3 separate regions of the Homo sapiens genome follow, and all the other regions are linked to region 1. A link is a loop called in an ENCODE intact Hi-C map of the cell type or tissue named here. Cell type or tissue: OCI-LY7. All regions are shown on one strand. Each heading gives the region's core, and the rest is flanking DNA. Links, peaks and the distances in the headings are about the cores only.

Region 1 (6,543 bases), core at 47-2,546:
TCCCCTTAGCACGGAGTAATTTTTAGTAACATCACATTTTGAGTTGGATGATGGTGGTTTTTATGTCTTACAGATGAGTCTTCCCTTTAAATGCTGCAAAGTGCTGCATAGTAGATGTTAAATGAAAGTCAGAAAGAATCAAATGTGCTGCAAATAATTGAAGGTAAGAAACAACAAATATTTCCCTTCAAAAATGTTAATAAAAGTGTATTTTCTCCTACCTTTCTCAAAGCCAGTTCTCAAGACATCTAATGAAAACGAGTCTTGTTTACGTAATGCAGGGATAGGCAGACTCTGAAGAGCCACATGGTAAATATTTAAGCTTTGTAGGTCACACAGGTCTGTGCCACCTATTTGTCACCTTCTGTTTATTTAAGAAACTTCAAAATGTGAAAGTCATTCTTAACATGCAGGGTGTAAAAAAACAGGTGTGATTATTGGTCATAATGAAAATGTAGTAGGCCACTAATTGAGGAATGGTCAGAATTACATTTTTTCTCTTTCCTGCATGATGGGCCACACCTGTTTTTTCATCACGATGGAAACAAACAAGCAAGTGTGTATACTGCAAGTGGTGAACTATGGCTTTGGAACCACACATCTGTCTTTAAATTCTTACGCAAATGACCTATTTGTGCTGGTGTTTCCTTACAGAGGACCAACGGTAATTTAAGTAAAAAGTGACAAGGATGGGACCCACTCTATAGGATTCACTAGACAAATAGTTATTAATAATTTATTGATGGTGGTATCCATTTTGGAAAGGAGATAAATATATCTTCAACTGACTCATAGGAAAAAGATGGTTTGCTTTTTCTTTAAAAGCATTTTTCCTGTCAAACTTCCAAGATAAACTTGTTGTTTTTCTGCCAGAGAAGCCCTAAGACCCGGAGGAATGTCTGCATTCCAGTCTCTGGTCTTGGGATTCCCTGTGCCTGTCGAATCCAGCCAGCTGTTCAGAGGATCCAACTCAAAAAGTCTCACTTCTCACCCCACACGCTCATTACCTCTCAGATACTTGGTGTCTGCTTAAAACGAAAGCTCTGGAATTAGCATCATTGAGAGGTAACTGTTGATTTAGTTTATTAACATATACTTCCACTGAAATGGCTAATAGATATGGTCTAGAAACCAAGGAGAACTCAAAATGGAAAGCTGTCTATTCTTTGGAAGTTCAAGGCTGTGCTTTTAATTGATGCATTTAACTGTAAGAAAAATGAACTATATGTTCATTTGTTTCTTTTAATTGGAGAGATGTTTGATGGAATTGTTTGTGACTAACAGTGTGTTATTCAATGATATGACCCCCTGATTATTAGGTATTAATTTCCAGACCTGTGATGTAATGCTACCATATGCCCACAAGATGTCTGTCTTTCCCTGTGTGTTTTCCACATAAATAGAATTTCCGACGGTATTAGGACTTAACCGAACCTTCTTGCTGAGGGGAAAGGCCATCCTCTGGGGCATCCTAGGGTGGAAGGCGTCTTGTGGGAACCACTTTGCTATCCGCCCACACACGTTCCACCAGGCTTAGTCCTAAGCTGTCTTTGCTCCAGTTTTTCTCAACACTCAGGGTTATAGTGGTGGGGTTTCGACTTGTCCTCAGACATCAGCAATTTGCTCACAGCCTCAGCTCTTACCCTCAAAGTGATTTGAAGCCAGAGAGTAAACATGTTGCTTCTTCCTGAAACACTGATGTTACTTAGAAACCGGACAAATAAAATTTAGTTTTGAAACAATTAGTTTGAAATAGAAAGCAAAACTGATATGATTATTAAGCAAAATTTTCTTCAACCTGAGAAAGCTGATTGAGAAAAGTAAAAAAAAAAAAAGCAACATTTGAAAGGACTTTCACAACTCTCACATTGCAGTCGCCCTCTGTAAAGGAGGACAAGCCCACTCTGCCTTGCGGGTTTGTGAACACCTGGCGGCTGTAAGAGTTGGTCACACGAGAAGCTTCTTGTAGCTTCCGGGATCGGAGGAAGAAGGCGGCAGGTGCTCAGAGGTGACAGGTGTTGAGGAGGGGATTCTCTGTAGAGCAGCTGGCAAGGGCATGTCCCACCTAACTCTGAGGAGGGATAGGAAAGGGAGGGACATGTTTCCCCTTCACCTGAGGCCAGTGGGGGGTCTCCTTGGTTTCTAGACCACATCTAGCAGCCATTTCAGTGGATGTATATGTTAATAAATTAAATCAACAGTTGCCTCTCGATGATGCTATATTCCAGAGCTTTGTTTTAATCAGTGCCCCCACGAAGTGAAGCACTCAGAGTCAGATGCTACATGCCCTAGAGTGGTTCCAAGGGAACCGTGGGACAGCTCCAGGAGATGGGTTGGAGGTGACTGAGCCGCATGCTCACCCGCACTGGGATGAGCAGGAGTTCTGCATACTGGATACGGTGGGCATTTCAGTGGGAGCTGCGAGGAAAGCGAGGCTGAGGCAAAGTGAGCAGCCAGAAATAAAACTTTGCTCTTCCATCCCCCATTCAAAGAACTGTAGCTGGATGTCCACAGCTGGAAAGTCCTCACTTTGAACTGTATCCACACAGCACCAGTGGCAGCCACTCACCAAAACTTGTTTCTATTCTGTCTAGTTATTCCCCAGCCTCCCTGCACCTGACATGTGATTAAGTTCTACCAGCCAAACATCAGCAAAAGGGGCCTGGCCCCTAGGGCCTTCCTGTGCTCTTTGTCACTTCCTGCTGACTGGAAGAGGGATGAATCCCAGGACCCTGAGCTGGTGGTTAAGTTACTGTCTCTCGGCCCCACACCTTCCCTTTTATACTCTGCCTTGTGACGTAGGGACTGGGGAGCCACGTGCCACCTCTCCTGCCAGAGTTCTGTTCAGCTGTGCCAACAGATATACACAAGGAAACCAGAAGATAAGAGGTAGGAGAGGGGCCTGTGCCTCCCATTCTGTCCTGTCCGACTCCTGGTCCTGCTAGCGTCTTGCTATCCTTGCTTTCGCACCTGGCAGTGGCAGTTCATGAACAGAGCGGCATACGAATTGGGTCTGCAGTTTCTCTGACACACGCAGAGCCAGCCTCATAGCATCCCCTCGGAGATACCAGCAAAGTTGGTTTCCCAGCTCCACAGAGCCCTGAGTCCAAGAGCAGAGGCCTCAGCACCAGCCCAGAAGGTCCCTTCTTCATATGTCTGAGTGTGATTTCTGGGTGGCAGCTCCTCCACATTTCTGAGTTTTGCTCACTCCTTCCTCCTTCTTTTATTCTCTCCAGCCCAAGGTGTCAGCTGCTTCTTGCGGTGGCTCCTCCTGTGATATTTTAGTGTTTTGCTTTTACCTTTTCTCTCTTAAAATAATCTGGGTGTAATGTGGGTCTCCTGGCTGAGCTCTGCCCCAGTCCTGTGCGGAAGATGCTCTTCCGTCCCAAGGAGCTCGCTGCAGGAGAGAAGCCCACCCCACCAGCCTGTTCTTTGTTCTTGGACTATGACTCAAGCACTTTGGGAAGCCAGGTTACAAAGACTGCATCTTTTTCTCCTGATCCCTTCTCCTACCCCAAGCTTGGAGGGGTCACAAACAAGCTGGTGAATAAGGAAAATGTTGGAACAGAGGAAAAGCCTGTCTTGCCCCATTCCCACCCACCCACACCCATCTTGCTAGCGTCTAAGAACGGCCACCAGCTCCATGGGTAAGAAGCTAAGTTGAAGACAGGAAATAAGTGACAGCACATCACACTGGACTGTGTTGTCTCCGAGTGACTGGAAAGGCTAGGGTGTGTGCCCAAGACTGCATCTGGGGTAAGAAGGAGCCCAGAGGACAAATCCCACAGACAGCAATGATTTAAAAACCAAGACATGGAGGAAGTGACTTTATGATCATCTTCTGCTCAGTACTGCCCTTGCTGAGGCATGTGCAGCCCCTTCTCCTCCTCCTCCTCCTCCCCCTCCTTCCCCCTCCCTCCCCGTCCTCCTTCCCCTCTCCCTCCTCCTCACCCTCCTCCTCCTCTTCCTCTTCATCCTCCTCCTCCTTCTGACTCACCTCCCAATGAATTCCTCAGTTGTTGTGTGTGCCCAGCTCTCATCCTTCACAGTGCACAGCTCCAATCAGCCCCTCTGCAATATTGGGCTTGGCGTGCAAGTGGCACCCCCTTCCATCCTAGGCAGTAAATCCAACCAGTTCTCTAAGGTCCATTCAAGTCCAGTTTCTATGGGAAATGTCCTTGATAGAGTTTTGAATATCAAACTTTTTTGGTTTTTTTTTTTGGTATCATTCTTGGTCCTTCCCTTTTTTTCCTTTGTCTCCTCGCCACATATAAGCAGCATGAGTTCTGTTGGTAAGATAGCTGTCTGCCTGTCCCACCACAGCCATCATGGTCGCTGCCATCCCTGGCAGCCGGTTCTGTCCTGGGTCCTGCGAGGAGCATCTCCCTGCAGCACGATGCCTGCATGTGCCCCTGTTCTCCCACTTGCTAGGACCGAAAACTGAGGAGTTTGTCTGACTCCTCTTTACTCCCACGCCCTGTCACGGGGTCAGCCAGCCATAGTCAGCATGTGTGTGACTCCCAGCACCTCTCACTGTGTGCATCATCCTCTCCAGTCCTTGTGCCCTGACATCCGTGCCAGTGGGCAGAACCCACTCTACTTACTGTCATGTCCCCAACACCCAGACCGTGTCTCCTAAACATCAGTTACCAAGAAATGATTGCTGAATCAGTAAGCTGAGTGAATTAATACATTAATATGTTAAACAGCTGATATCTGGGTAAAAGTATAATCCAGTGAGGTTAAAAAGCAAAAGCTGCAGCAATCATGCTCCTTGGTCTTTACCGAGATGAGTTGAAACTTAACATCACACACAATCCTGCACATGAGTTGAAACTTAACATCACACACAGTCCTGCACATGAATATTTAAGCAGCTTTATTCAGAATTGTCAAAACATGGAAGAAAGCAAGATGTTCCTTTAGTAGGTGAATGGATAAATCAACTGGGATGCATGCAGACTGAATTAGTCTGTTCTCACACTACTATAAAGAACTGCCCAAGACTGGGTAATTTATAAAGGAAAGAGGTGTAATTGACTCACAGTTCCACAGGGCTGGGGAGGCCTCAGGAAACTTACAATCATGGAGGAAGGGGGAAGCAAACATGCCCTTCACATGGCAGTAGGAAAGAGAAGTGTCAAACAAATACGGGAAAAGCCCCTTATAAAACCCTCAGATCGTGTGTGAACTCACTATCATGAGAATAGCAACATGGGGGTAATCACCCTCGTGATTCAATTACCTCCCGCTGGGTCTCTCCCACAACACATGGGGATTATGTGAGCTACAATTCAAGATGAGGTTTGGGTGGGGACACATCCAAACCATATCACAAACCATGGAATATTATACAGTGCTAAAAAATAAATGAGCTCTCAAGCCATGAAAAGGCATGGGGAAACCTTAAATGAACATTACTAAGGGAAAGAAGTCAACCTGAAAAGGCTACATGCTGTGTCCTTCCAACTATATGGCATTCTAGAAAAGGGAAATGATAGAGACATTTTTAAAAAAAAAAAAAAGTGGTTTCCTTGGTTTGAGATAGGGGAGGAAGGGATGAACAGGCAGAAGGATTTTTAGGGCAGTGAAAGAATTCTGTATATCATAGCGGTGGATACATGTGTTACATTTGTCAAAACTCCTAAAATGTCCAACACTGAGTGAACCCCAATGTAGACTATGAACTTTGGCGTGACACGTAACAATGTGTCAGTGTAAACTCACTGGTTATAACAAACGTACCACTATGAGTGTGGTGTTGATAGTGGAGGAGGCTGTGCATGCATGGGGGCAGGTGGTATATGAGAACTCTGTCCTTTTTGCTTGATTTTGCCGTGAAAGTAAAACTGCTCTAAAAAATAAAGTCTCTTTGGAGAAAAAAAGACAACAAAAACCAAGAGCAAACTTCCAGGCAGTGGGAGTAATGACAGGAAGTCTCCCTATCTGGAGTGAATGTGGCATGTTAAAGCATCAGAAGTCAGCTCAGGTAACCCAGACTATAGTGAACAAGGAGCCACTTGGTATTGATTTACTTAAGAGGAGGGATGGGGCACAGGCCAGATCATGTAGAGTCTTGTAAGCCAGGGTAGAAAAGTTTTAGATCTTTGAAGAGGTTAAAGAAATGGAGTGGCATAATCTGACTTTACTTTAAACATATTTCATACTGCCTCTCATGGGAGATGGACTGGGACAAGGCAGCAGAAGAAGCCAGGACACCAGGGACCAGGCTGTGATCCAGGACACAGAGAATGGAGGCATGGCTGCAGTCCTGGCAGTGGAGTTAGATGGAAATAGAAGGAGCGAGGATCCCAAAGTGTATTCCAAAGAGGCTGTACTACATCCTACCAGCAGTATATATGAGTGTCCAATTCCTCCCCTTCCTTGCCAACACTAGATATAATCAGTCTCTTAATTTTAGCCAATTTAATATGAGTGTGGTAGTAATTCCTCTTGTGTATTTCCTTAATGCACACTTCCTCAATTTGCTTTTCTTTTTAATTAATTAATTAATTTTATTTTACTTTAAGTTCCAGGATACAT
Region 2 (8,432 bases), core at 3,022-5,521, 550 kb after region 1:
AATTCCAGTTCTTCCCCTTTCTGCTGGACATGCCTTCAAATGCTTGAAGGCTGCCGATACCTCCCTAGACTCACGTCCAGGTTTGAGTGTGATGTACGCATAGATGTGGTTGCTGGCCATGACATTAATTTTTTGCTAGGAATCCTCAGACAGGTGTGATGAGAGGCCTGGAGGATTCCAGCATCACAGCTGGTGAGGTACATAAGTCCCAGATGGCTCACACTTGCTGTACGGAGATGATAACCAAATCCTCCTGGTTCACATTTCCAGGCTCAAATCAGGAAAACCCACCTGTCTCCAGGCTAAATCTCTAGTCAACTGACTTCCAAACATGGGTGAAGGATTCTGTTCCCCATCAGAAGCAAGCTGAGCTCAGGCTAATTGGATGGCTCCTGAACATAGGGCCGTGGGGCTGGGTGGTGGGGCCAGGCCTTTGGAGCCTCCTGGGTGCTGCAACCTGTGGGGAGGCAGCGTCATCTGGGCTCTGCATCTTTCCCCAGGGGGCTCCCTGGCCTGTGCTGGTTTCTGTCTTCCTTATCTCTGCTCCCTCTTCGGCTTCTCTAAGGGGTCCCCTGTCACTGCTTCTTTATGACGGAGCCCTCTCTTCCTCCGTTTCTTCATGACAGAGCCCCCTCTTCCTCAGCTTCCCTTCCTTCCTGTGAAAGCTTCTCCACCTTCTTCTTCGCTAGTAGCAAAAGTGAGAGATGACTAGCAAGACACGGCTGGGACCCTACAGCTTCATTCTGGGCTTTGGGAATTCTGTTCAAAATTTGCCAAATTCATGAGTTGTTTTAGATGAAAAATCAAGCTAACTAAAACTTTAAAATTTAGAAATTTATCATCAGGTCTGTTCCATTTGCACTTTATTTTTTTTTAAAGCTCTTTAATTCCATTTTCACTTAAGAAAAATTCAGAATTGTCTTCTCTGCTATATTGTCGCCTTTTGCCCTCGTTGGTCTCCTCTCATTTCTCTCCTATGCCAGGACACTCGCGATTTGGAAATCCAAATCTACTGAATTTTGCCGAAGGATTGAAACACATTGTCCACATGATATTCTTTTAAAAATGTCGCTGCATTTGAACCATCACCCTCCCCACCTGTGAATACACAGTTATACTCACATGTAGTTGTTTTGCTGATTGGAAGAACTATTTGAGAGTAAATCACAGGTGTCATAATCTTTCACTCCTTTGATCTTTAGCATGTATCTCACGAAAAAGAGAGTATTCTCTCAAATTACCTAAGTGCCTTTATTAGTCTCAGAAAATTCAACATCAATACAAAGCTAATATCTAATACACAATCTATATTCGAGTTTTATGGCATCTTTATGGTAATTTTTTTCACACATGGCATTGAGTTGCCATGTTCTTTAGTCTCCTTTATTCTGTAATGTTCTCTAGCCATTGTTTATTTTTCACCATATTGGTGTTTTTGAAGAGTGCCAGAATTTGTAGACTATTTTTCAATTTGAGTTTATCTGCATCATATAATTCTTTTAAAAGCCAATTCCTATTAAGCATTTCATATAGAATTAAATTTATGGTATAGTATTTGTAGCTGGCATCTCTTGGTACCCAGAAGTACATGTATCAGTTAGTTCTCACACTGCTATAAAAAGCTGCCTGAGACTGTGTAATTTATAAAGAAAAGAGGGTTAATTGACTCATGGTTCCGCATGGCTGGAGAGGCCTCAGGAAACTTACAATTATGGCAGAAGGTGAAGGGGAAGCAAAGACCTCGTTCACATGGCAGCAAGAAAGAGAGAGCGAGGAAGAGCAGAGAAAACTGCCTTATAAAGCCATCACATCTCGTGAGAAGTCACTCACTATCATAAGAACAGCATGGGGTACACCACCCCCATGATTCAATCACCTCCCACCTGGTCCCACCCTTGACAGGTGGGGATTATGGAGATCACAATTCAGTATAAGATTTGGCTGGGAACACAGAGCCAAACCATATCAGTGCCTTTAGGTTTAAACGTGGTCCTCTCCGCGCAGGTCCTGTGCTTTGTTCAGCATCCTTTGGTGTCTGTCCTCTCCAGAGAGGGAGATGGGTGCTGCTATTGAAGGCCAGGATACCAGTGCTAACAATCTAGGTGGGGACAAGTCACAGTGGGCTCCCTCCCTGACTCCACTGGAGTGAAGGAGAAGCTGTGGGCCAGTGTCCACTGCAGGAAGATGCAGCCTGGCCCACAGGGAGCTTTGGCAGAGACAGTCCCCGGCATCCTGGCCTCCATGGTCCTGAGGGCTTTCATGGAGTAGCTGACTTTGCACATGAGTTGGTGGATCCTCCACTGCTTCAATGTTCAGCCACTAAACGAAGCTTCAGATGGAGACCCCAAGGCACAAAGGCACACATCGCTTCCCTGCACGTGGCTTCTCTTTTGCCAGACGCTGTATTGTTCACACTGGTGTGCCCGTTGGTTACTCTAGGTGGGTCGGAGATTTTTCCACATGAACTTGCTCCCAGGAAGAGTGGCACAAGAGTGGCACAAGAAAGGCAAGCCTTAGACCCAGTCCTGCCAAGCACGCACCCATTTCTTGGTAAGGAGGCACAGCACTTCCCTGCATCTGTCCTGAAGCTCAGGAGAACCCCCATCCTATGTGTCCAGGCAGTCTGTCTAGTATTTAGCAGGACAGGGCTGGCACAAAATGCCCTGAGGCAGAATGCAGGGCCCTCCAAGCAACCGGGGAGACCCAGGTCCATGAGGGTTTCAGAGCCCGAATGCAGTGTCGGACACATTAAGTGCACAGATTGCTGGGTTCTCATGCCTCATGTGAGTTAGGGGGCTCTGGAAGTCTAGACCAGTCCCGACAATTATGTTAGATAACTCAGCAGTAAATAACAAGGAGTTAAATTGCATCGTCCTAGTTGTCAGGAGAGAGGCGGTCAGTGAAGGCTGAGGATTTGGGGAGAGCCGCTTCTTCCCAGACCTGCGTCTCCTCCAGGGTACTGACCCTGCAGGCTATATTCTGACCCACTCCTGCTGTGGCTCTCACCAGCCTTGCTCTTCCTGCTTTTCTCTTGTTCTGCCTTTCTGTGCTTCACCCACTGGTTGGGGATTTGTGGAAGCACCTTTCTAGAACCACAGAACAATGGTTCTTTGTTCTTTCTAGAAGAAACGTTCTAGAAATGGTTAAGTGTTCTTCCTAGAACACAGATCTTTCTAGAACAATGGTGCTCACAGGGCCGGAGTTCTGAGCCCTACACGAGGCCATTTTGCCCAGCACTTATGAATTTGCACTGGGAAAACCAACTACACATCTGTGGATGCAACCCTGTACATCCTGGTCCAAAAAAGATGATTAAAAAGGTTTTTTTTTTTTTTTCCAATAAAATCTTATTAGGGAATCTAAATAAATCTAATTAGAGAACAAAAGAGAATCAAATCTGATTAGGGGATAAAAGAGAATAACCCATTTGGAGATTTTTAAAAAGTAGTGATAAAAGAAAAACTTCAGCCAAATTAAATTTAAAGGTGTTTGAATAAGGAACAATTCATGAATCAGGCAGCATTTTGAGTCAGGGTTGGCTCAGAGACTCCAGTGCAGCCGTGTGGTGGAAGATTTATGGACAGAAAAGGGAATCGAAGTATAGAAACAGCTAGATTGGTTGCAACTTGGTGTTGGCCTTATTAGAACAAGGTTCAAAGAGTTGGCTACATTTGATTGGCCAAATTCAGTGTATGGGCTACAGTCTGTTTACACAGTTATAGTTTCTAATGTACCAAAAAACCTTTAGGCGAAATTGAAAATATGTAAGAAGGCAGCTTTAAGCTAAACTTGATTTGACAGTAGTGAGGAGAAAATTATCAGAAGTAAAAATTGCTATCCTGGCCAACAAGAGTGAAACTCCGTCTCAAAAAAAAAAAAAAAATGCCCAACAATTTTTTTTAAAGATATTAAACTGGTTTGGATAAAACCCTTTTCAACACTGGCTGCTCCGCCCCCTCTCCTCCCGCCATCTGAATAAGGTCTTGACTAAATTCCCTGACTGCTTTTCGCCTTTTATTACAGAGGCTGGGAAGTGGCCTTTTCATTTGGTACCGTTTTTGGACCACAGAGTCTTTCTCAGCTCATCAGTGCCCCCTGGTGGTATGCAGGGTGAGGGGACAATAACGAGTCCCATTGTTCACCGGCTGGTGACTGAAGGACATTTTCTCAGAAGCCCTGCACCTCCTCCCCTGTGACTCAGGTACACCTTTAATATTTTCTTGATGACGATATTTATTGATAGATTGTACTAAGTTAACAGCATCAAGCTCAAAAGAAGCACAGTTAAAAACCAAAGCCATTTCCCCACCCTCTTAGGGTCCATTTATTGAGGCCCTAATATGTGTTAGAGACTTTCCTGGATTTACTTTTCTGATTTTTATTACATTATATTTTCAATTGTGTGGAATGGACTACATAAGATACAAATTGTATTTGTATCTATTCAAAGCAGGCACTGTGAATAAAAGGTGCTTCCAGGAATTCCCGGTAGAAGAGGGAGTGCAGAACGGGAGAGCCAGGGCAAAGCAGGAGGAGCGCAGCCCTGGCAGGAACAGGTCAGCATGCAGTTTGGATCAATAGGGAAACACCACGTCTCTTCGTGTGCACAGGCTTCTAAACTTCATGGGATTGTTTTCAGCATCACATGAGACCCTGAGTAAAAGGCTCACTGAGCCTGGGGTATCGTGAACGCCGCACACATGGTTGTTATTATTCACTTGGCAATGCCCTGGTCTTCCTGTTCCCTAGCACTTCCGCAGTGGCATGGAAAGGAGAGCATAGGAAGCCTCTTTCCAACCGGCTGGGGGCTCCGTTGTGGCCTCCGCCACCCTAGGGCCAGGCTCCCAGTGTTCCAGCTTTTTGATGTCCCGGCTATTTCAATTATACCCACTCATTCAGGGAGTCCCATAAGTACCCAGGTACATTAATTTTCTTCAAAGTGCATCTGCAATGCATGGTTGGCTGACACGCTGACAGCCCCATCGCCAGCCAGGAGCCGTGGCAGAAGCAGCCCCACAGTCAGACCGGTGAGGTTAGGCTGGGAGTTGCTTGGACGCTCACTAGTGCTTCACCATGAGATTCTTCCCTGGAACAACTGGTGTGTGTTCTTGGCTGAACTCGGGTCCATTAGACGTTGACTTCACATTGACCTAAGAAGTTAAAGGAAAAGGGTCTCTGGCTGACGGGGGCGGGAGGGGGTGGGGTGGTGGGAACCGGCCACGCCGGGAAAGGTGCAGTAGGCGCACACAATTGACTGAAGAGGACAGCTGAGACTTATACGGAGGATTCCACCTACGTCTCCAGCCAGCCTTACGGTTCTCCCACTGCTGCTCAACACTAAGGGCCCTGGGAGAGCGGGTGCGGGCGGCTGAGCTCTGCCCGCATCCCACCTCTCACGCAGCCGCGGAGTGGACTCGGCCTGGGAACCCTTGTAATCCAATTGCGGGAGGAGGTGCCAGGAATGACCCCTCCACCGTGGGCTGTGGGCGTGGTGGGAGGATCATTTCACCCCAGGACAAGGGTGAGCCCTTAGGAAGCTGGAATAGATACTTCGAAGCCCGAGATGACCACTGTCCACGGCAGCCTCAGTCCCTTTCTCCCAGAACATCATTTAGCTGTTGAGCTAAATCATCCACTTGGCCCCTTACAGCCTCGACCTCGTCACAATGAAGTAGATGAGGCCACAGAAGCCTTTGTTATCTCCACGAGCAGCTGGAGCCCGGCTTTGGCTGAGCCCTGGCAATGCCTGCTACACCCCAGACCAAGGTGATACGTGGGTGGCTGCTGCGATCGGAATGTTTACACCCCCCCACCGCCATATTCATCTGTTGAAATCCTCACCCGCAAGGTGATGGGGCTAGGAGGCAGGACCTCCGGAAGGTGAAAAGGTCATGAGGGCAGAACCCTCGTACGCGGAAGGTCATGAGGGCGTAACCCTCGTACGCGGAAGGTCATGAGGGCGTAACCCTCGTACGCGGAAGGTCATGAGGGCGTAACCCTCGTACGCGGAAGGTCATGAGGGCCTGACCCTCGTACGCGGAAGGCCATGAGGGCGGGACCCTGGTACGCGGAAGGCCATGAGGGCGGGAACCCTCGTACGCGGAAGTTCATGAGGGCGGGACCCTCGTACGCGGAAGGTCATGAGGGCGGGACCCTCGTACGCGGAAGTTCATGCGGGCGGGACCCTCGTACGTGGAAGGTCATGAGGGCGGGACCCTCGTACGTGGAAGGTCATGAGGGCGGAACCCTGGTACATGAAATTCGTTCTCTTATTTAAGAGACAAAGAACGCCCTTGTTTTTTCCACCACGTGATGGCGCAGACAGAAGACAACCAGCATCTATGAACCAGGAAGCCCCCACCAGGCACTGAATCTGCCCCTGCGTGGATCTTAGACTTGCAGACTCCAGAACTGTGAGCAATGAATTTTGTTGTTTATAAACCACCCAGTTTTTGGTATTTCGTTATGGCAACCGTAATGAACTAAGACAGTAATTTATTTCCCCAAACCTTTCCAGCTAACATGGGCTTTCGAGCGGATTTTCAGAACATAGAACTTGCTGGTTTACTCCCTATTACCCGGGTACCTACTGACAGCAGGCACAGCATGGAAGCCAGTGCTACCATTTAACTACGAATAAGCTGATCTCAAGTTTACAGGCTGGGAGTAAAGTCAACCTTAATCAAGTAATCATTCTAGCAGGGTTATAATTACAAACGCAGAATCCACATTCTTCTGAAAGTAGCACAGTTTCACGAGGGATCATGGCAGGAATCAGATCTGAGAATAAACCTGGCCAAGAAGTCAGAGTCACAGGGGTTTTGTGACAGATTATTTTGTCACTCAGGTATTAAGCCTAGTACCCAGTGGTTATTTTTTTCTCTTCTCCCACCCGCCACCCTCGAGGAAGCCCCAATGTCTGTTGTTCTCTTCTTTGTGTCCATGTGTTCTCGTCATTTAGCTCCCACTTATAAGTAAGAGCATGCAATATTTGGTTTCTGTTCCTGGGTTAGTTTGCTTTGGATAATGTCCTCCACCTCCACCCATGTTCCTGCAAAGGACATAATCTCATTCTTTTTTTTATGGCTGTGTAGTATTCCATGGTATATATGTACCACATTTCCTTTATTCTCTCTGTCATTGATGGGCGTTTAGGTTGATTCCATGTCTCTACTATTGTGAAGAGTGCTGCAGTGAACATTCATGTCTATTTGTCATTATGGTAGAATGATTTTTATTCCTCTGGATATATGCTCCATAATTGGATTGCTGAGTTGAAAGGCATTTCTGCTTTTAGCTCTTTGAGAAATGGCCATACTGCTTTTCACAATGGTTGAACTAATTTACACTTCCATCAACAGTATATAAGTGTTCCCTTTTCTCCACAACCTCACCAGCATCTGTTGTTTTTTCACTTTTTAATAATATCCATTCTGACTTCTGTGAGATGGTATCTCATTGTGGTTTTGATTTGCATTTCTCTAATAATCAGTGACACCGAGTATTTTTTTTTCATATGCTTTTTGGCTGCATGTCTGTATTCATTTGTAAAGTGTCTGTTCATGTTCTTTGCCTACTTTTTAATGGGTCTGTTTGTTTTATTCCTGTAAATTTGTTTAAGTTCCTTATAGATGCTGGATATTAGACCTTTTCAGATGCATCGTTTGCCAAAATTTTCTCCCATTCTGTAGGTTGTCTGTTTACTTTATTAATAGTTTCCTTTGCTATACAGGAGATCTTTTAGTTTTAATAGATCTTATTTGTCAATTTTTGCTTTTGATGACACTCTCGTGTATGGTTGAAGTGAGTAGAAATTATCACAGCCTTCAGGAGGATTGTTTGTTATTAACTTTCAAAAATTAAAAAGTACACATGCTTTTGCTGCAGTGTCATGTCAGGAAATTTTCTTCATAGATGCTCACTCACGTAACCTAGTATCTGCAATATATATACTGATATGGTTTGAATGTGTGTCCCTGCTCAAATCTCATGTCGAATTGGAGGAGGGTCCTGGTGGGAGGTGATTGGATCTTGGGGGTTGATTTCCCCCTTGCTGTTCTTGTGATAGTGAGAGAGTTCCCATGAGATCTGATGGTTTAACAGTGTGTGGCACTTGCCCCTCACTCTCTCTCTTCTGCTGCCATGTAAAGAAGGTGCTTGCTTTCTGTTTGACTTCTGCCAAGATTGTAAGTTTTTGAGGTCTCCTAGTCATGCTTCCTGTTAAGCCCACAGAACTGTGAGTCAATTAAACTTATTTTCTTCATAAATTACCCAGTCTCAGGTAGTTCTTTATAGCAGTGTGAGAACGAACTAATATAGAAAATTGTCAGAAGAGTGGGGGACTTTGGAGCTGAGTAATGGGCAGAGGTTGGAACAGCTTGCAAGGCTTGGAAGAAGACAAGAAAATGTGGGAAAGTTTGGAACTTCCTAGA
Region 3 (8,432 bases), core at 3,022-5,521, 330 kb before region 1:
AAAAAGATGAGAAGAACCTTGAGACCGTGATGCAGATTTGCTACCTGTGAGAGAAGAAGGGATTGAATAGGAAGGGTCTGAAACCTCAACAGACCTAAGGCAGCTTCAGCCAGGCCATGGGGAGTCCTGGAGCAAAGACTTCCTGTTGGAGCCACTCATGGGCATGAATGGGGCAGTTCTTGTTCTCTGGCTATGCCAAAGCATGGGTGCAGAGCAGCCTAGGGTGAAAACAGAGGAATGGGAATAAGGCTGAAGCTAATAATCAGGCTTGCACGCCCTTCATTTTTCCTCTTGAGTTGGGGAAAGCTGATGTCCGCACACAAGAGCAGGTTGGGGGTGGACTAATCAGTAGTGCCACTCTGCATAATTTAAGAAACACTGCAACAAAATTAGGCAATTTAGTAGTGACATGGCCACAGCCTGCTTTGCTGGGGCACTACATATATTTGGACAGCAAGGACAGGCATGGAAAGAGTGTTCTGTCACACACTGAATGTGCAGAGCCCCGGACCACAAGAAGAGCACAGCGCAGTGCAGCCCCCTAGAGAGTTGTAACTGCAAATCATACTGAATCCAGCAGGGTTTATGACATTCTCATCATTATGGTTTGTGGAGCCAGGCTCTAAACCCAGCTGCTGGTTGTTAATGTAAAGCTTCTGAGTCCAACTGCAGAGCTCAACCTGGAGAGGATGAAAGCACCTTCCACACATGGAGAGACCTGGTCCTCAGTGGGCAGAACCTGTCCTCACATGGCTATAATGACTGAAACTAACAGAAGCAAGCCAATTTCACTAACCAACCAATCACATACAAAACAAAAAAACAAAAAGGACAATAACAAAAGTTACACGTTCATGAAATGATCTGAAATGGTTTAAACTGCAACAATCAGCAAAGGAAGGCATGGATTATGCAAACACACACTGCTTGTAATTGGTGAGAGAATTAGAAGCTCCACACAATAGGAACAGCAAAGAGGATGGGTGGAAAAGAAACCGTGTTTGGCCAGGCATGGAGGCTCACGCCTGTAATTCTAGCACTTTGGGGAGCTGAGGCAAGCAGGTCACTTGAGGCCAGGAGTTCAAGACCAGCCTGGGCAACATAGTGGGGCCTCATGGCTACAAAATTTTAAAAATTAGCCAGGCATAGTGGTGTGTGCTTATAGTCCCAGCTAGTCAAGAGGCCGAGGTGGGAGGATTGCTAGAGCTGGGCGGGTCAAGGCTGCAGTGAGCTGTGATCACTCAGTCCCACAAAAAAACAAAAAGGAAAGAAACAAAGAAACAGTGCAAAAAGTTTAATACTGAAAATGGGAAGGAAGTTACAGCCCTCTCAATTTCAATAACCTCAAATTGCTTGCATGTCTCACAAAACAACAGGTTAAGGTATGAAGAAAAAGTTGGGTAGCCAGGGTCTGCTGTCTGAGGAGTCAGATGCAGCCTCCAGAGAAGTGTCACTCCCGTCCATTCTCACACCCAGATGCACCAATGGGCACCTGCAGTGATTACCGTGAGGAACAGACCAGTTCATTTCTAGCCCCAAAGTCTCTGCCCACAAGCTCAATGGTGCATGAATACATTTTTATTTTAGTTTGGGGCAGAATGTATTGACATCTTTAGGAATTATTTGCATACCACACATTCTTAACATTGTCTAAGACAATTGATGAACATTTATTTAAAATAGTTCTTATTCCAAATATTGCTACTGTTATTGTTCATAAAAGTGTGACTTGAACTGACATACAGAGTAGATTTTGAGTATCTACAAGTTTTGCCACAATGAATGCTATGAACGTCACAGACTTTCCTAAGGTTAAGAGATACTTCAAATCCTATGTTCATGGAGGTTCTGAAAACAAGAGAGAAAGGCAATCCAGTACAAAGGATGAGGCCACCGAAATGCCAGAGCATTTGTTGTTATTTCACTTCTGAACTTGATGACAAGGGAGGACCTCCACCCAAGGAAACACCAGGACTCAGGCCCAACCCACATCACTCATCTTGAAAATGGAGAGTCTGTGAACATTTGAATAAAAAGATTAGCATTATAACAGCAGGGAGAAATCTCAACAGGGAAATACTCTATTTATAAGCTGAGTAGAAAATATAAATATTTCATCCTCATTTTAATGTCTCAAGTGAATGCTAATTTCCATAAATATCCCAGTGTCCTTTCAATTTTCTAACATTTACTCATTCTGTGATGTAAACAGTCTTAACACAAAGACAGGAAGCTTTCACTATGATCATTTAAAGAAGAAATACTCACTTTTCTCCTGGCATGATCTTCTCCAGTTTAACTTGAACGGGAGGAAGTTCAGGAAAACAGAGACTGTTCCTTCCTTGTAATACCTATTCAGTTTCCGGCTGGGTGCGGTGGCTCACGCCTGTAATCCCAGCACTTTGGGAGGCCGAGGCGGGTGGATCATGAGGTCAAGAGATCAAGACCATCCTGGATAACACAGTGAAACCCTGTCTCTACTAAAAATACAAACAATTAGCCGGGCATGGTGGCGGGTGCCTGAGTAGTTCCAGCTACTCGGGAGGCTGAGGCAGGAGAATCACTTGAACCTGGGAGGTGGAGGTTGCCATGAGCCGAGATTGCGCCACTGCACTCCAGCCTGGCGACAGAGTGAGACTCCATCTCAAAAACAAAACAAAACAAAACAAAAAACATATTCAGTTTCCAATGAAACTGGAAATCACTAATCACACCTATTTTTTTTTCTGCTTACAGTAGCAAACCAAACTTTCAAGTCACTGAGACAGAATGAGTCTTGTTTTTCTTAACATGTAAGTGAAGCAAACAACCAGATGAACAATTTAATTATAATTGAAGTACAGGTGCAAATGTAAGGCAGGATCCCCCAGGGCTGTCTCTATTGGGTTCAATTTCTAAAACTGATCATCTGGCTGACTCTGGCTAAGGCTGTTGCTGTTAGATGTCAGGACAGGGACCTCTGGAAAGTTAGCTTGGAATTACCTAGTTTCAAGCATGTCTTGTAAGCACCAAAGAAAGGAAGTGATTGGTCAGAAAAACACATTGAGTCAGGTGCCTTCCCCATGGGATTCTCCTTGTTCTACTTCAGGTAAAGACGAGTAGTGAATTTACAAAAATGTATTACAAGAGCATAACCTCACTAAAATGGGATACGCATTCCTGTGAAGCAGAAATGGGACCCAAACACACTGTGTTTAGTAGAGTCAAGACTCAGACCTCAGAATCAGATGGGAGACCCATTCCTGCTGAGCAGCATAGACTGGAGGAGACCTCTGTGAGCAGGGACCAGTGAGGCTCACTTACCATCGTGTGTCCCTGCAGCGACAGGGCTGAAGAGCTGATATGAACCGAGTTCTGAACTAGGCCTTAATGGGCCCCTGAAGCCTTAGTAGCACTGTAGTCTCCTTTCTCCAAGGAAGATGTGTCCCAAAGCCCCCAGTGAACACTGAAACCACAGGTTGCACCAAACCTTCTATGTACTATGTTTTCTCTTATATATGTACCTATGGTAAAGTTTAATTTATAAACTAGGCACAGAAAGAGTTAACAGCAATAACTAATAATACAACAATTATGATAATATGCCAGCATCACTACCTTTGCATTTTGGGGCCGTTCTTAAGTAAAACAAGGGTGACTTGAATATAAGGACTGTGATACCACAACAGTCAATCTGATAACTGAGATGGCTGCTATGTGACTACCAGGCAGGGAGTGTAGACAGTGTGGATCCACTGGACATAGGGAGGATTTTTGTCCTGGGCAGGATGAGAAGGATGGTGAGAGATTTCATCATGCTATTCAGAAAGAATTTAAAACTTATGATTGTTTATTTCTGGAATTTTTTATTTAATATTTCTGGGCCACCGTAGACCTATAAACAAAAAATAAAACTTTAAGGCCCCCAATCATCTGAGTGGACCTCTCCTCTTGGCCAAGGGCATTCCAGAGTTAACCTGAAAATCTAGTTCAGGCCATGATGGAAGAGGGGGTTGGACCTAACCTCATTCTACCCTTCCAGCATGAACATCAACACAGACTTTAAGTCTGATAAGAAACATGTACAACCTATTCTCTCTGAAGCCTGCTACCTGGAGGCTTCATCTGCATGATAAAACCTTGGTCTCCACAACCCCTTATCTTAACCCAGACATTCTGTTCTACTGATAATAACTCTTTCAACCAATTGCCAATTAAAATATGCTTACATCTATCTACGACCTGGAAGTCCCCCCTCCCACCTTCGAGTTGTCCCGCCCTTCCAGATCAAATCAGTGTAAATCTTACATGTATTGATTGATGTATTATGTCTCCCTAAAATGTATAAAAGCAAGCTGTACCCCAAACACCTTGGACACATGTTATCAGGACCTCCTGAGGCTGAGTCACTGGTGCGTCCTTAACCTTGGCAAAATAAACTTTCTAAATTGACTGAGATATGACTGAGTTATTTTGGGTTCACAGACCAAAGGTAACTGAAAACACAGAAGTGAAACTGCAAATAAGTGGGTGCTATTATATCTGTGTGCAGACAGGGAGGGGAAAATTAAGCACAGGTGAACATACACATGAAACAACTTGAGACAAGCCTGGAAACTAAAATTCCAAAGCACGTGAAGAAAGACAGTCCCAGTGATGGAAGTCTGAGCTCCACAAACTCACTAAAGAAAGCATTCATCCCAAAGAAAGTGCAAGTGAGAGAGCAGTCTTCCAAAAGAGAGAGTGGCATCCAAAGAGACAAAATAAGAGCAATAGAACAGAAAGCGAACACAAACCAAGTAGAAAGAGACTATTTAAAGAGCCAGTTAGAAAGTATAAAAAAATAAATTTCAACAGGGTAATTAATGTGTAATAAGAATAAGGTGTTAGGGAATTAAAATGTTGTGGTGGCAAATATCCAAGTCTCATGGCCCCAAGTATGTTACCAGTGGAAGGTATCCAAGTAACCGGCGGTGAGTCTGTAGAGCTCTGCAGCAACCTTAGTTCTTGCCTCCTCAAAAGAAAGAATTCAACTGAGGGGCATAAGGCAGAAGAGGAGACCGGGACAAGTTTCAGAGCAGGAGTGGAAGTTTATTTAAAAAGGCTTTAGAACAGGGAAGAAAACAAAGTACGCTTGGAAGAGTCCCAAGTGGGCACTGAGGTCAGGTGCAGTGTTTAACCTTGACCCCAGGACTTTGTAGGCTTGCCCCTTTCCCATGATTCTTCCCTCAGGGGGGGCATTATTTCCCAGATGCACGGTGTCCTCCTTAGCCTTGGGAAGTGAGCACAGGCAGTGTGTTTAAGAAGCTGTGCACATGCCGGTCTGAGGCTTTCTTCCCTTTTCCTGTGGAGTGCCCCGAGTGGGTCATACTCCGCCATTTTGTCTCTTCATGCACATGCCCAGGAAGTTACTTCTCCCAGGCGCCTGCATTCAATGAACACTTTACTGCAACAGCTGTGGGGTATCAGTAAATGGCCTCTCCCTGGCACACGCTGACAATTTATCACTTTTAGAGAGGCAAAGTGATCATTGTCGAACCATCACCTGACATTCCTAGTGGATGAGGGAGGGCCCTTTCCTGGCCTGCTCATGCTTGTCTAAATACCTGTAACAAAAGACAGCACCAGAGTACTCAACCTGAATTACAGAGAAATTTAGAACAAAGAAAACATAAAAATGATCGTAAAAGAGTAAGGATAAATTGAGAAGCTCCGACATTCACCTGGAGTTGGAGTTAGATGGAATGGTGAACAGGCAACATTTGAAGAGATAGTGGCTTAGAATATCCCTGAAGTAAAAAGAGACATAACTTCACAGGTGTTTCCTGGGTGTATGTGCAACAGGGTAAACTTTCAAAGTCTGTATCTAGTTACGTCATAATGAAACTGAAGAATATCAGGGGTAGAAAGAAACTTATAAAAGTTTCCAGGAGATAGAAAAAAAAACAGTTAACCCACAGAAGACTGATAATTTCTTAACTAAATATTAAAATTAACCGCTGCCTAGAAAAATCCATTAAAGGATTAAGTATATCAATTAAAAGATTTAGTTCATGCAGATAGCATAATTATTCATAATACAAATTGAAGCATCCCGTTCAAAAAAGGTAATTCCAGGCACAACCATAAACAAGAGTTTATGGTTATAATAAGAACCATAAACTCTTATCACTAGAGTATATCTTTGAGTTCTGTTCAACCTCTTCCTCTGTCTACACTTTAAAAGTCTGCAAATCTTTGGATTTGCACATGAATAACCCTCAGATCTGCCCTTTCAGTCCTGCTGCCTTTCTCCCCACGCAAATACCTGTGACCATCTCCTCCACTTCGATACTCAGCCCCACTCAAGGAACTCTTCAAGCAGTAGGATAACATCATGTGAGGTGCCTTTTTTTCTTATCTTGGTGAATGCTATCTGCACCCATTGCACAGTACTAACACACTATCTTATGATTTATCTACATGGTGCAGCAGTATGTTCCTTCAGTGTAAAGCAAAACATAATTTTTATCTGATATTGTATTTTGCAAGCAAAGCCTCAAATAGTTCATTAATTGTTAAATAATTATGTAGATGGCTTGAAGATCATTTTATAACGTGCACAAATGTTTTGCAAATTTTCCTTTATAAGTTTAAATGTTTTTTAATGATATTGGGAGGAATCAGTGGGCATTTCTGTCGGGCTGGGGACATTACAATTTTCCCAATGTAAAATAACAAAACGTAGTCTTCTGCTTTCGGAAAATTCAGAATTAGTTTAGATTTGTGTAATGAAAGTTACTTGGATTTGCAATGCAGTCATTATTGCAGTCACAACTGATTTTTCACCTTCTGGTTTAAGATCTTGTTATGCAACAATACAAGAAACTCATCTACAGAAAGCTCTGCAATGAAACCCGTATTGTAAGAGGGATTCGGTGACCCAACAGAGTGGGACTAGCACACCCGTTGCTTCGGGTCTGACCCTACCTGCCTCTTCATCTGTGCACCATTCCTCTCCCACCCCTAGGACCAGTTCATGCAACTTGAGTTTGTCTGATCAGTCATGATTTTAAGTAGGATGAGAGTTAGGTCCTGCATGTGAGGATTCAGTATTGAATTATACTTGCAGCTTGGACTAGCATGAGGGTTCTAGGTCCTTTGTTCCCTTGACAATGTTGAATTTTACCTGAGCCTTGTGATCCTGAACAATAGTGATAATTGAAGAAACCCTCCCACCCTCTTTTGTCCTGGGAAACAGTTTATTGCAAAGAATCACTCTTCTCTGTGTAACGTATACAAGACTCACAGTTGCTCCCCTGTATACCTACGGAAAAAACAGACACAGATCCTTCAAATTCCCATTCCTTGCCTCTTAAATAATGAGCTGAACTCTTTGCACTCACTCACCAATCTGAGGAAAATACCTGATCCACCAAACTTCTCTCCTTCTCCAAGGTCTCTATACTTCAATTTATCCTCCATCTGAACCAGCAGACAATCTCTCCTTAACCACCTCTCTCAGGAATCAGTTAGAGAAAAACACTCCCTGATGGATTGTGCCATCACACCACCTACTCTCCTAAAGCCAGCTCTTTCTAGCCTAATTCACTTCTTTCTATAAAAGAAGAGTCTTTTCTGCTGACCTCTGAGACAAGTGCACATGTTATGGCCAGAGCACACTCCCTACATCAGTAGTTCCCCTCCCTTCATTGAAACAGTCCCTTTGGATAAAAAGTCTTTCTTTATCTAGTTCCAGGTTTGTTCTTATTTGACACCATGTACTTAAATCTTTATATCTGAGTTCCTGGATCTAGGCTTTTATTTCTGAAATACCCCCAGGGTCAAAAATCATGTCTTTAAATTCTGAGCTTGGGAGCCAGCACTCATTCCTCTAACACCTAACAGTGAGGTCAGACACTGCCTCAGCTTGGGAAAACTGTAGTCCCTGTTTCCTGTCAGCCTCTGACTCCACGGGATGCTGCTACCTTACTTAATTCCTATAGTCTCAGTGTATTCTTCATCATGTGATAAATACTTATTAAGTCACGCAGGTGAATTCACTAGGCTAACCTAGGCTTCCTCCTGAATCTTGTCGCTGTGGGCTTTCCTACAGTGTCTACCTCAGCCCAGTGAGTGGGTATGACCTCATATTCTAGCTTCTCAGAGTCTTCTCAATTCCCCTGTATCTCAAAATTTGAAAAAAAAAATCATCGCAGCACTTCTATTTTAAAATAATGAGGGAGTACTGGGGAAGAATTTTTACAAAACTCATGGAAGCCAAGACATTTTATAGGGTTTATAACATTAAAACAAACTGTAAACAACATAATTGCCCTTCTTTAAAGAACTGTGTTTAAAAATTTCATCTATGTATATGACAAACCATTATAAAACATTTAAACAAGCAATCCAGATCTTTAAAAATCAATACAGTTAGATCTCAGAAAATATGCTGAGTTTAAACATTTTGG

The links. A loop is a pair of places that touch in the nucleus more often than their neighbours do. Peaks named below come from ENCODE experiments on the same cell type or tissue, not always from the same donor. Only the 100,000 strongest peaks of a DNase experiment are listed, where the experiment ranks them.
Region 2: a loop joins it to region 1, with 10 times the contacts of the local background. A loop is called at or near these places in 67 of 110 quality-filtered maps.
Region 3: it touches region 1 in a loop (5-fold over the local background); 2 of 110 quality-filtered maps call a loop at or near these places.

Annotation. Positions count from the first base shown.
Region 1 is chr5:5,414,371-5,420,913 of GRCh38, reverse strand. LOC101929200 (a long non-coding RNA gene) reads left to right here. Exons shown (of 6, transcript XR_001742583.3): 2 at 74-163. Among named protein-coding and RNA genes, the nearest start is that of ICE1, 5.0 kb to the left of the region's middle. RefSeq lists an enhancer at 1,562-1,631. In OCI-LY7, for the core only: CTCF peaks have their summits at 1,170 and 1,372 (motif pointing right); DNase peaks (open chromatin) are centred at 1,393 and 1,943; H3K4me3 peaks cover 93 bases.
Region 2 is chr5:4,863,997-4,872,428 of GRCh38, reverse strand. It overlaps LOC105374629 (a long non-coding RNA gene), which reads right to left and starts at 5,919. Exons shown (of 2, transcript NR_188249.1): 1 at 5,842-5,919; 2 at 4,216-5,150. LOC107986400 (a long non-coding RNA gene) reads left to right here and starts at 6,047. Exons shown (of 3, transcript XR_007059111.1): 1 at 6,047-6,413. RefSeq lists enhancers at 4,913-5,413, 5,414-5,914. In OCI-LY7, for the core only: CTCF peaks have their summits at 3,898 and 4,103 (motif pointing left); a DNase peak (open chromatin) is centred at 4,068.
Region 3 is chr5:5,749,083-5,757,514 of GRCh38, reverse strand. No RefSeq gene overlaps it. Among named protein-coding and RNA genes, the nearest start is that of ICE1, 330 kb to the right of the region's middle. RefSeq lists enhancers at 4,445-4,584, 4,735-4,794. In OCI-LY7, for the core only: no CTCF peak of the experiment used is centred there; a DNase peak (open chromatin) is centred at 4,484; H3K4me3 peaks cover 2,135 bases; H3K27ac peaks cover 2,500 bases.